Regions from separate parts of the Homo sapiens genome. Here all the other regions are linked to region 2. A link is a contact called in ENCODE Hi-C or POLR2A ChIA-PET data. All regions are on one chromosome and are shown on one strand. The core of a region is the stretch at or near the end of the contact, and the rest is flanking DNA. Distances in the headings are between cores, read along the strand shown. Region 1 holds the start of MAP4K5 (mitogen-activated protein kinase kinase kinase kinase 5). Region 2 holds the start of DDHD1 (DDHD domain containing 1). Region 3 holds the start of NIN (ninein). Region 4 holds the start of SAV1 (salvador family WW domain containing protein 1).

Region 1 (2,737 bases), core at 238-2,737, 2.6 Mb after region 2:
ATCGAAGCCAAAAGTATGTGCCCACCAAAACAAGTGCCAAGAATCTTTGAAAGAAGGAACTGTTCTTCAACAATTTTTTCAATGCAGCAAACACATAGGCTTTGTCCATGGAGCATGTAAGTCTGGGCTTACTTATGTTCCCCAAATAAGTGCCCTTTGTGTGTGGAGCACAAGAAAATACATATATGCCCTGTCCTGTTAAGGTGCGAATTTAATTTCTACATTATACAATTATCAACAATAAGGAGTATTGTCAATTACTCCTTATTATACATTATACAATTATCAACAATAAGGAGTATTTTAATTCTCAAGAGCAGAATTAAAAATTGGATGTTCAAAGCCACAAGCCAACATCTCCAACTTGCTCTTTTATGATGTTTCAGTCACTAAATGCAGTGGCTGAGTGTTATCTGGCTTTTCTGTTCAAATTCTCTATGAGGCTCTAGAAATAACTTAGCCAGTATAATGTAACACTGGCAACTTAATTTCTACCTTCAGAGCAAGACTGGAACTGAAACTGCAAAACAGCTTGTGAAATATCAGCCAAATTACTTCCCCGAACTCCTGTTCCATATATGCTGTGCATTGTTAAGTATTTTAAGACCTCTTATATTCGATAACCCCCCTTACTATCCTGTAAAACGCTTTATAAACACTTTCCTGGGTGTCAGATGCAAAATCTTACCCTCTTCAAGCTGCAGATAAGGACACCGAGATGTTGCCAAATATGCTGTTTTGTCCCAGAGCACATACTGAGGAAGTGGTAGAACCAGAACCAGTCTGTGACCCCTTTGTTTTACTTTTGCGGAACTCCTGGTCTCATTAAAGGTGCAATACCAGCGATGAGACACTGCGTGTGCCCAACAGGGACAAAGGTCATTGAGCAGTCCTAGGAATTCAGACTTTCAGAAATGTCTCAGAAGAACTAAGTAGAAGGCAGGTTGTGCAGGTGTGCAGTGCAGCCTCAAACTGGTACCACCGGGATCGGTTTGCAAAACAGGAAGGTGCAGTAGGGTGTGCCGGGACTTAGTTAACCTGGCACTCCCCCACCTCCTTCCCCGGCGCCCCGCTGCCAGGTTACTTCTGGCCCGGTGCCCTTAACGTACCTTTTCCGTGTTTAACTTGGAGGGCTACGTTCCCATCGCCCTTCTTCCTCTACCCGTCACCCTACAGGCCTACCTGACAAATGTGGGGACGGTTTAGCCAAGGCCCGTTGGCCCACGAATGCCCAGGCGTGTGCCTTATTTCTGAGAGTGGGAGGGAGACAGCCCAGGCCCTGCAAGGACGCGCCCGGCTAGGGGGGCGCGGTGGCGCGGTCGGGAGGGTGTTGTGTTCTCAGCAGGCCTCAGGGCGGCACTCTGGTTCTGCGGCCGGAGTGCTCGGGCGGGCCGCTGGGCGCCGACCCATGCTGGCTGGGAACGTGTCTCCCGGTGACGCAGCCCCGGGTGGGGAACGTGGTGCGGCGGCGGCGGCGGCGGCGACTGTACGCGCCTCCGCCGCCCCCGAGAGGACGCGCCGTGCAGCGGCTGAGTGGCGGCGGCGGCGACGGCAAACCCGGAGCTGCCGGCCGGCGCGCGGGAGGAGGACGCGGGTGCGGTCTAGGAAGTAGGTCCCGGGCTCCGCGCTCAACAAAGACGGGGCCGCCCCCATTAGGTACGGAGCCGGCCCTGGGCCCCGGCTGGCGGGGAGGCCTCGTCGGGCAGTTCGCGGGCGGCCGGGGAGGGGGAAGGGCCGCAGACCGAACGGGGATACGGGGCGCCGGGGGCCCTTCCAGGCCCCTTTCTCTTCCACGGCCCCTGGCGGGACGGAAGGGAAGGGGCCGGGCCGCGAGGGCGCGGGCCGCTGGGGGTCGTAGCCTGCGACGCCAACCAGCCTTTGCTCGTCCCTCGTGCAGACGGAGCTGCGGGCGGAGGCTCCATGTTGGGAAGCGGCGCCGTTCGTGCTTGTTAGCGGGAATCCGGGAGCCGCGGGGTGAGCTGGCGGGGGCCGGGCCCTAAGTGAAGATGGAGGCCCCGCTGCGGCCTGCCGCGGACATCCTGAGGCGGAACCCGCAGCAGGACTACGAACTCGTCCAGAGGGTCGGCAGCGGCACCTACGGGGACGTCTATAAGGTAAGTGAGGCTGGCCGTGCTTTTTTCCTGCGGTCGACTGGGTCCCGGGAATGGGGCCACTTTCCTGCGAAGTATTGGGGCGAGAGGAGGATGCTTTTATTGTTGCCTCTTGGGGAGAAAGCGGCCGGGGTCCCTTTTACTCGGTTCTGAGCACCCTCGACTCATGGCTTGTTCTAATCGCTACCAACAGGCAGAACTAACCACACAGTTGCAAACCGCTGTTGCACTTTTTTTGTGGTTTAAAGGCTTTTTAATAGGGCTTATTTATGGTATTGAAGGGAATTTGAATCTGCTTGTGGAATTACACCGAAGGATGCTCTAGTGTTAGCATGGAAAAATGCTTCATGGAAGATAGACAGGAAAGAATATTGACATTCAGACATTTGCATTTTTTTAAAAAAATTTGTTTCAATGGATGAGTTTGACTAAAAAAGCCATATGAAACCCTGTCTCTGAGCTTTAACTGTAAGCAAACTAATATTGGTGACATTTATGCAAGCATTATCCCATATAAAAAGATGCTTTTCCTGGTGGAAGTTTGATCGTTTGTTTTTGGTTGGCGATAAAAATGTGATATTAACTTGCTGGGTTTTGTTTTACTTTAGCGGTTCCTTTCAGGGATT
Region 2 (3,015 bases), core at 125-2,624:
GTAAAGAGGGTCCTGATCTTAGATGCTTTCAGTCAGAGCTGCAGTATACAGTTGGATAGGTTGTTCACTGCACAAGGTTAACCAGCTAAGGGCACTAATTGGGGCAGAAAATCCAGCCTGTATTCTACTTGACAAGCCATCAACTCCAACACCGCTCTGTATCTGCCCACAGGAAGCAATGCCTTTTTTCAAATTCCTACAAAGGCCCTGTACAAACTTCAGATAGTCTTGATTTAAATAATGACAGAGTAATAATGTCTGACAGGTTACATCTCAGGAGCAAGAAAAATTGCCCTACCAATCTGATTCCACCAGAGAGTAAAAGAAATAGTGAAGACTGTCTATTCTTAAAATGAAAACACTGAGGTTGGAGATGGTTTTTCTCTGGATTCTCAACATAGGGTGATGTGCTTACAAAATAATTTTTTTTAAATAAAAAAGACCCACATAAGGGAGCCTCTGTATTCAACTTGATCCCAGAATATGAGTTACAGAATCAGAGATGCATAAAAATCTGGAAGAAACCTTAAAGTTCATAGAATTCCATTGCTAGAAGGAACTTTAGATATCATCTGGTCCAAGAATCTTAATTTTACAGATGAGGAAACCAAAAAGATCAGGAAGATTATGTGATTTGCCTGTGGATGGTTAGCAAAGCTAAATCTAGAACCTGGTTGTTTTCTACCTCTCAATCGAACACTCTTTACCACAGCTGGTTGGACTTGACATCATTATAATCAACTAAGACTGATTGCGCACCCACTGTGTGGGAGAGGCTGACATGGACTTGGTTTCCATCAAGGGCCTAGCAATGAGGTTGAGAAAACAGGAAATCCAAGCATCAAAAGATAAGTAATAATATGAGATGGCATATGAAGCAAGGTTTAGATTCCAGTTTCCCAGTGGGAGTGGTGACACCAAGGTGAGTGATGGGTGTGGGGTGGAGTGCCCTCGTATCCACCCACCTATGCGTCCTGGTTCTGTCTGGAGGCACCAGGGCCAGGTGACAAAACGTCCAGGCGAGGCCGCAGTAGGGCCTAAGGTCAAAAAGAGCAATGCTGAATCCTACATCCTGGGGCCCTCCTAACACGTAGCTTAAGGCTCTGGGCTCATGACCCACATTGTAAGGATGAGTGGGGTAAAGCCTATCCACATCTGGGCTGTGAATTCCAGAAGCGGGGGACCGAGGCAGCTGTGCATGAAGACCGCAAGGAAGGAGGAAGGGAGCCGAGGAGGCCCAAGAGCGGCGGGCGACCTGACACCACCCTGCCCTCCCAGCCAGAGGGGCAGGGGGGAACCCCGCGCGCGGCGCCGGTGCAGCCCGGGCTTCCGGGGCGGCGCACGCGGCCGGGGGGCGGGGCGGGGGCCGAAGCACCGCCTACGTCGGGCTGCGTGACAATGGGGCCGGCGGCAGAACGCAGCTGCGGCGGCTGCGGGTCTCGTGGGGGCGGAGCGGTCGCCGCTGCCGCCGCAGCTCGGGTCGGGATTTGAAAGATTAGAAACTTCGGGTGGAGAGGGCGGCGGCGTTGAATGTGTGGCGGAAGCGCTGGGGGTCACGGCTCCGCGCGCCGCCGGACAGCCGGCGGCGTCTCCACAGCATGAATTACCCGGGCCGCGGGTCCCCACGGAGCCCCGAGCATAACGGCCGAGGCGGCGGCGGCGGCGCCTGGGAGCTGGGCTCAGACGCGAGGCCAGCGTTCGGCGGCGGCGTCTGCTGCTTCGAGCACCTGCCCGGCGGGGACCCGGACGACGGCGACGTGCCCCTGGCCCTGCTGCGCGGGGAACCCGGGCTGCATTTGGCGCCGGGCACCGACGACCACAACCACCACCTCGCGCTGGACCCCTGCCTCAGTGACGAGAACTATGACTTCAGCTCCGCCGAGTCGGGCTCCTCGCTGCGCTACTACAGCGAGGGTGAGAGCGGCGGCGGCGGCAGCTCCTTGTCGCTGCACCCGCCGCAGCAGCCTCCGCTGGTCCCGACGAACTCGGGGGGCGGCGGCGCGACAGGAGGGTCCCCCGGGGAAAGGAAACGTACCCGGCTTGGCGGCCCGGCGGCCCGGCACCGCTATGAGGTAGTGACGGAGCTGGGCCCGGAGGAGGTACGCTGGTTCTACAAGGAGGACAAGAAGACCTGGAAGCCCTTCATCGGCTACGACTCGCTCCGCATCGAGCTCGCCTTCCGGACCCTGCTGCAGACCACGGGTGCCCGGCCCCAGGGCGGGGACCGGGACGGCGACCATGTGTGCTCCCCCACGGGCCCAGCCTCCAGTTCCGGAGAAGATGACGATGAGGACCGCGCCTGCGGCTTCTGCCAGAGTACGACGGGGCACGAGCCGGAGATGGTGGAGCTTGTGAACATCGAGCCTGTGTGCGTGCGGGGCGGCCTCTACGAGGTGGATGTGACCCAAGGAGAGTGCTACCCGGTGTACTGGAACCGTGAGTAGCGGGCCGGGGTTAGGGCAGGACGGGCTGCCCCTGCATGGGCCGATGCGCACCGGTGTGGGTTTGGGACTGGTCGCCGCGAAGAGGGAGGCGCGTGAGGCCTGGCGTTTGGCTGGGGCAGGATGGAGATTGAGCAGGGAGCGTCGGCAGCTGAAGGGTAAACGAGCAGATGGCAAAACCCAAGCTGCCTGGGGTCAGGAGGACTGGATACCTTCGGGGGTAGCGCCTCCTGGGTGAGCCGGGTGCTGCTGCCATCCCCTGGAAGTGATCCAGGACCGGATCCGCAGCCCGAGGTTTAATTTCGTGATCCTACCAGCTTTGTCCACCTGGGGATCTGGTTCTGTCTCATTTACCCTAAACAGCCTATGATTTAAATAGCGGCACGTCTTCTGGAGTAGGAAGGTTTGAGAGGATCTGCTCGAGAATCAACAGCTTAGTTATGGGTTCAGGAAAAGTAAAAGAATCCCTGGAGGGAAAGGAGATAGGTTGTTCCCACTGGGTGTGTTCGGAGAGGTGGAAAGCACTGCGTGAAGCAGCTCTGGCAAGTGGCTCCGCTCCCTCGGTGGAATACTG
Region 3 (2,731 bases), core at 56-2,555, 2.3 Mb after region 2:
AAATTTTTTGAGGTAACTGTAAATTCGCTTGAAGTTGTAAGGAATAATAGAGAGATTCCCTATAGACGCTTCACTTAATTTTTCTCAATGGTAACATTTTGCATAACTGTAGAACAATATTACAATCAGTAAATGGACATTAGTGTAGTCCAAATGTCTTATTCAAATTTCATGAGTTTCACGTGCTCTCATTTGTGAGTGTATATTCAGTTCTATGCAATTTTGCCACATATGTGATCTGCTTTTGAATCTCAGTTCTGTGGAGTTCCTGCTGTGTGATCCTGAGGAAGCTCTTTGACTTCTGGGAGATCCATTTTCCTCATCTGCAAAATAATGTCTGCCTCCTAAGAGTGATGTGAGAATTAGATAAGATAATTTCTGTCGAGTTTCTAGCGCACTGGATTCTCAAGGAATGCTGGTTTCCTCTTGTCTGTTGCTTGCTTTCTCGGTAGAAAAGGAATCACCAGTTTCCTGCTAAAATAACCAGACTTGTGGGTTGTAATCCATCAGGCGGATCCTTCAAGGGCAACACATTTAACCCTGCAGCTCAAAAAGAACCATGGCCTGGACTTGGGATCCTATTTGACTGCAATGAGATCAGAAGTGTAGGGATGGGGGAGTGAGAACGCAGACTCTGGGGTAGTAGGTAGGAGGCGATTAATATCGAGCAACTGTTGGGCTGGGAACCACCAACTCCAAGGAGTTTTCGTCCTGTGTGGCTTGCGACCGAGGGTTAGCTTCACCCGGAGAAGGCTGCACAGGGGCGGGAGCCTGTGAGGACGTGGTGGGCAGGTGCGGAAGCCAGTGTAGACCCGGCAGGAGGGTCGCGCTCGCTCTACAGGGTTCCGAGTCACTTCTACAGCCCTTCTGCCTCCTGAACACCCTTTCCAATGTTGATGGCCAATCGACACCCGAGGGCTGGGAAATCACCCCCTTAAAGTCCCGCTTGCTGAAGGCGGGGGCCCTTCCTCTGCGCGAAGACGCTGCGGCCCGAGTGTCCGCGGTGCGGGTGAGTGTAGGCGTGTTGGGAAAGAAAGGGAGGCGGACAGGCAAGGGGCGAGGGTGGCAGCGCCAGCCCCAGCTCGGTGGCGACCTCGGGGCGCCAGCCTCCTACACCCGCACCCGGAGCCCCGGCGTTTCTAACTTCAGATCTCGGAGGCGGGCGCTCGGAGCGGGAGGGCGCGTCTGCGAGGGCTCAGGCGGCGCCGCCCGCTCCTCCCTCCGCTGCCTGAGCCGCGCGGGCCGCAGAGGAGGAGCCGCGCCGGGGCCGGCGTCGCCCTGACTCCTCCTCCCCGCGCGGGCCCGGCCCTTCCTCCCCGGCGTCCAGAGCTCCGGGTGGCCGCGGCCGAGCCGGGAGCCGAGCGCGCTGGGCGCGGCCGTCCCGCTGCCGCCGCCAAGCCCGGAGTGCGCCAGCGGCCATGGTTCCCGCGGCGGCGCCGGGCGCCTGAGCCCCGGGACGCAGTAAGTGGCGCAACCCCGGGGACCCGGACCCACGGCCTGGGGGTGCACGGAGGCCTCGCGCTGCCCCCGCGCCGTCGGCGAGGCCCTGAGAGCCCGGAGCGAACTGGGCACCGGATCACTCGGGGGCTTCCCATTTGGGGTCCGGGGCCAGCGGGGCGCAATCCCTGCGGGCCGGGAGGAAGCAGCGGCCGGGCGGGAGGACGAGGCGGGGACGGGGCTGCTTCGGAGGCGGGAGGAGGGGCCGGTCCCGGAGGCGCGGGCTGCGCGGGCGGGGGCGGGCCGGCGGGGGCGGGGAGGATGCGCGCTGCAGCCCGCGGCCCCCGAGAGCCGCGCTTTTGTAAGAGCTGGCCCCTTACATATGGAAATGACGCTCACGCGGGTCCCCATTCGCGTCCTTTTGAAGGACGCCCGCCCGGAACCGCTGCGCCGGCTGCGAAGTATTGTCCCGTTTCTCCAGCCCTAACAAAGCGTCCTCCTTCGCTTTGCAGAGCGCTGGAGGCGGGCTGCCGGCTGTGCGGGCGCTCCGGAGAGACCGACAGAAGGTAGGCGAGGGCGGCGGGGCCGGGGGAGCGCGCTGCCTGCCCACACAATGGGCTGTCTGAGGTTTCTGGTAGTGGCGATGGGCAGGCGAGTTGAGGACGCATCGCAGGTGGCCAGGGACTTGGGAGGCGCGCTTGTCCTGCGGCCGCACCTCCGCTTCCCCGCGCGGCAGCACCGCTGGGTTTGGGCACTTCCAGTACCCCCGACGCCCCGGCCGCCTGCCCGGAGCTGAAAGCCGCTTCTGTGCTTTGACCGAGAGCAGGCTTGAGTCCCCGAGGGAGCAGAAGGGGTGGTGGTTCCGTTGGCATGTGCCGCCCGTACAGCCTTGTGATTGAGACGCTGCAGAGGAAACTGCATGGGGAAATCCGAGGTGTTAGCCTGGGCTGTCTGAGTAGCGGAGAGCTGCTTGGAGCCCGGAAAGTGGAGATTTTTGGAGGTGTGCGGGGTCGATGCGCGTAAACAGTTTCCCAGTATAATGCCCAGGAGAAGGGGAAAGAACAAAATGACATTTGGTTATTGCCTAAAAGGTGTGGCATGGAGGTATGGAGTGTCGGGGAAGGAAGCTTCCAGCGGCTAGGCTTCTGTAGCTACCGAAGCGGCCCCTGACAGAAGGACACTAGGTGATGGGAACAGTCACTGCTTCCAGCTCTCGCTGCGAAGTTAAAAGAGATAGAGACGGAAAGAGGCAATTTCCCTAACCCCAGCCCTGACAACCCGAGGTGAAGGCACC
Region 4 (2,700 bases), core at 14-2,513, 2.5 Mb after region 2:
GTCCTCTCTTATTTTCACTTCATCACTTATCACTATCTAACATAGTATGTTTTGCTTATTTTTTGTCATTTTTTTCTCTTTCCCATGACAGTAGGGATTTTTGTCTGTTTTGCTTATTGCTCTATCACAAACGACTAGCGCAGTGGGTAATGAGTATTTCCTGGTTAATGAATGAATTGTGGGAGATCTGCACCAAGGGAACATATGGAGACAGACACTAGATCAAATGTCTCCTTTGTTTGCTCATGGTAAAACATTTGACCATCTTCTTAATCTTACGTGGTAAAAAATTCCATGTCTTTTGTTAATTGTGATATATGTCTTAGATCTCTTGTGAGATGTTTTAGATCTCAGGGAAAGCATTCCTCATTATTAAAGCATTAATTTGGTCACTAGGGGATGAATCCAATCTTATTTTCCAAATGTTATCCTGTACATTTGGCAGTCTTGCTAAGTTATATAGAAGGAAGTAGAGTCTATTATTTTAGATAGAAAATTCCCGGTCCCGACTCGCAGTGGTCAAAGTCTTCAAAATTCTAAGATCATAACACATAACGTCAGGAGGAAATATGTGGCTATTAATCATACTAATGATAGTGATGATGCAATAAAATAATTGTAATATGCTAACACCAATTGTATCTTAAAAAGAGGTACTGGAAATTCCATCTTGCATTCTTCCGTTTTTTCCTGTTATAGAAAAACGCACTCCCTGATACTCAGTAGAGGATCAACTTATTTCTAGTTAATCAGCATGAACGTTTCCAGCAGAATAGATGCTTTGGTGTAGCACTTGCCTGGGAGTCATGGTTAGCATTCCGCATTTTTTAGAGAGCTGAATTCAGCAGCCTAGGAAACATTAGGAAGAACACCTTCAAACAGGGAACAACGTCTTGGGGGGAAAGAGAGTCACTGCCTCCGCTAGGGATCCCGAGGGGGTACAAAAGCAACAACAATAAAAACTCGTGGAGAGTAGGTTCCACGACATGCGCATGCGACGAACTCCCGCACTCAGCGGGGCAGGTTTCGTCCTTCATCTTCTCAGTCGGCAGGACCTGCTTCTCGCTGAGGATGAGTGAGGACAGCCGCAGCTCGGCGGGGACGGCCCGGTAGCCTAGAGCGCCGGCACCCGAGTCCCGCCGCCGGAGCCGCGCCTGGAGCCGCGGTGGGGGAGGGGCAGCGGCGGCCCGCGCTGCGTCGAGCTTCCCAGAATTCCCAGCGGCCGCGGGGAAAGTTTACGGGATGTAGGCGGCGGCGGCGGTAGTGGTAGCGGTTATTCGGCGGCCCGCGGCGGACCATGGCCCTGGCCCTGGCCCGGCGTCGCTGGGCTTTCCTCACGGCGTCCCCGAGCAGCGTCGCAGAGCGGGCCGACTTCCGGGAAGGAACTGACCAGCGACTGAGCGGCGGCCGGCGCGCTTAGCGCCCTGAACATGCGGCAGTCCCTGCGGGCGACCCCGGGCTCCGGACAGGCGGCGGCGGAGGCGGCGGCTCGGGAGGGAAGGAGGCGGCGGCGCCGGCGGAGGTGGCGGCGGAGACGGCCGGCGCCCGGCGCGGAGCCCTAGGGAGGCAGTTCAGCGCGGCCTCGGGCCTCGTCGAGAAGGATGCTGTCCCGAAAGAAAACCAAAAACGAAGTGTCCAAGCCGGCCGAGGTGCAGGGGAAGTACGTGAAGAAGGAGACGTCGCCTCTGCTTCGGAGTGAGTGTCAGGCGGGGCGTGCCCACACCTGGCCCAGGCGGCCAGGTGCTCCGGGGACCCTGGCGGGGGCGCCGGCGGGTCTCCAGGGCTTCTCCTTCGTCCTTGGTCGCGTGAAATACTGGTTTTGAGATTTTCTTGTGTCTGAAGTGGTATTCGTTGATTGAAAGCCCATAAGAGTAAGAAACTTGGGTTAGTCCCCCCCGCGCCTAACCCCCCCAAGAGCACCCCCTAAAAATAACAGACTTCCTCGCCCCACCAGGCAGAGTTGTTGGTTTTGATTACTGGAAGAGAGAGTAGGAAACATTTAAATTGCTTATCACCTAATGCTATAGGAGTAAAAGTAATTAGACAGGGACACTTTTTACTCTTTTAGATGCGTCGAGATGTGCGTCATGTTTGCAAACATTGCGGGTGTCTCTCGACTGTGCTGCAAGTTGTGCGAACTCTGGGGCAGAATTCCTTAGTCCTGCTGCCGGATGCAGACTTGAGAAGGTGAAAAGCATACCGTCGTTCTTGTAGCCGCCACCCAAAGCCTCATCACTCTTACACAGCAGAGCAGAGAGCCAAAAGCCTTTGTATTTGGCTATATTCGTGAGATTCCAAGAAGGCAACTCAAAATAATTTCTATCGTATTAGAGAACCCCCCCCTCGAAAAGTTTTTTTTTTTAATAGGGTAGATCCCACTCCCAATCCCCACCTCCGGTCCCCCGCTGCTTTTCTTCTTAATGTAAGTATTTGATTTTTGAGTTGAATCTCTTGAATTTTTAATTCTTGTGTGTTCAGGACATTTGTGAGGCATGGAGCTGGTATTTTGGTGCTCTTACTGCGCCCTGGGCCCTTTGCTTAAGTTTCCTTCTTGGAAGCTGGTAGTAACCTTGTGACTTAAGTATTACCTCATATTGTAATTGGGAAAGTTAGGTTTCTAGTATTTGCCCAAGATCACACAGATGGGAGAGCATGTTTTTCCATCATAACCACATTGTCAGCCTTCCAGATTTATGGTGG

Evidence for each region. A loop is a pair of places that touch in the nucleus more often than their neighbours do. ChIA-PET counts read pairs that join two places held with the same protein, here RNA polymerase II (POLR2A). Pooled maps may share reads with other maps.
Region 1: a loop to region 2 is called in a map of naive thymus-derived CD4-positive, alpha-beta T cell, with 7 times the contacts of the local background. The contact joins the promoter of MAP4K5 here to the promoter of DDHD1 in region 2. A Hi-C loop is called at or near these places in 1 of 168 maps with a recorded cell type or tissue (naive thymus-derived CD4-positive, alpha-beta T cell), 1 of 37 single-sample maps with no recorded cell type and 4 of 50 pooled maps.
Region 3: a loop to region 2 is called in a pooled map, with 7 times the contacts of the local background. The contact joins the promoter of NIN here to the promoter of DDHD1 in region 2. A Hi-C loop is called at or near these places in 1 of 37 single-sample maps with no recorded cell type and 7 of 50 pooled maps. POLR2A ChIA-PET finds 5 or more read pairs at or near these places in 1 of 52 experiments (activated CD4-positive, alpha-beta T cell).
Region 4: a loop to region 2 is called in a pooled map, with 3 times the contacts of the local background. The contact joins the promoter of SAV1 here to the promoter of DDHD1 in region 2. A Hi-C loop is called at or near these places in 2 of 50 pooled maps. POLR2A ChIA-PET finds 5 or more read pairs at or near these places in 2 of 52 experiments (activated T-cell and activated naive CD4-positive, alpha-beta T cell).

What each region holds. Positions count from the first base shown.
Region 1 is chr14:50,531,319-50,534,055 of GRCh38, reverse strand. MAP4K5 (mitogen-activated protein kinase kinase kinase kinase 5) reads left to right here and starts at 1,487. Exons shown (of 33, transcript NM_006575.6): 1 at 1,487-1,608; 2 at 1,898-2,114. The coding sequence starts at 2,007. It also overlaps a transcript of ATL1 not described here. RefSeq lists a silencer at 1,164-1,793.
Region 2 is chr14:53,151,682-53,154,696 of GRCh38, reverse strand. It overlaps DDHD1 (DDHD domain containing 1), which reads left to right and starts at 1,374. Exons shown (of 13, transcript NM_001160148.2): 1 at 1,374-2,436. The coding sequence starts at 1,599. It overlaps DDHD1-DT (DDHD1 divergent transcript), which reads right to left and starts at 1,343. Exons shown (of 3, transcript NR_110062.1): 1 at 966-1,343. RefSeq lists a silencer at 1,199-1,528 and enhancers at 2,349-2,548, 2,569-2,618.
Region 3 is chr14:50,829,736-50,832,466 of GRCh38, reverse strand. NIN (ninein) reads left to right here and starts at 1,305. Exons shown (of 31, transcript NM_020921.4): 1 at 1,305-1,461; 2 at 1,950-2,003. RefSeq lists silencers at 964-1,413, 1,464-1,743, 1,814-1,863, 1,884-2,003 and an enhancer at 2,574-2,623.
Region 4 is chr14:50,666,869-50,669,568 of GRCh38, reverse strand. It overlaps SAV1 (salvador family WW domain containing protein 1), which reads left to right and starts at 1,263. Exons shown (of 5, transcript NM_021818.4): 1 at 1,263-1,695. The coding sequence starts at 1,602. RefSeq lists silencers at 1,026-1,595, 1,706-1,835 and an enhancer at 2,196-2,265.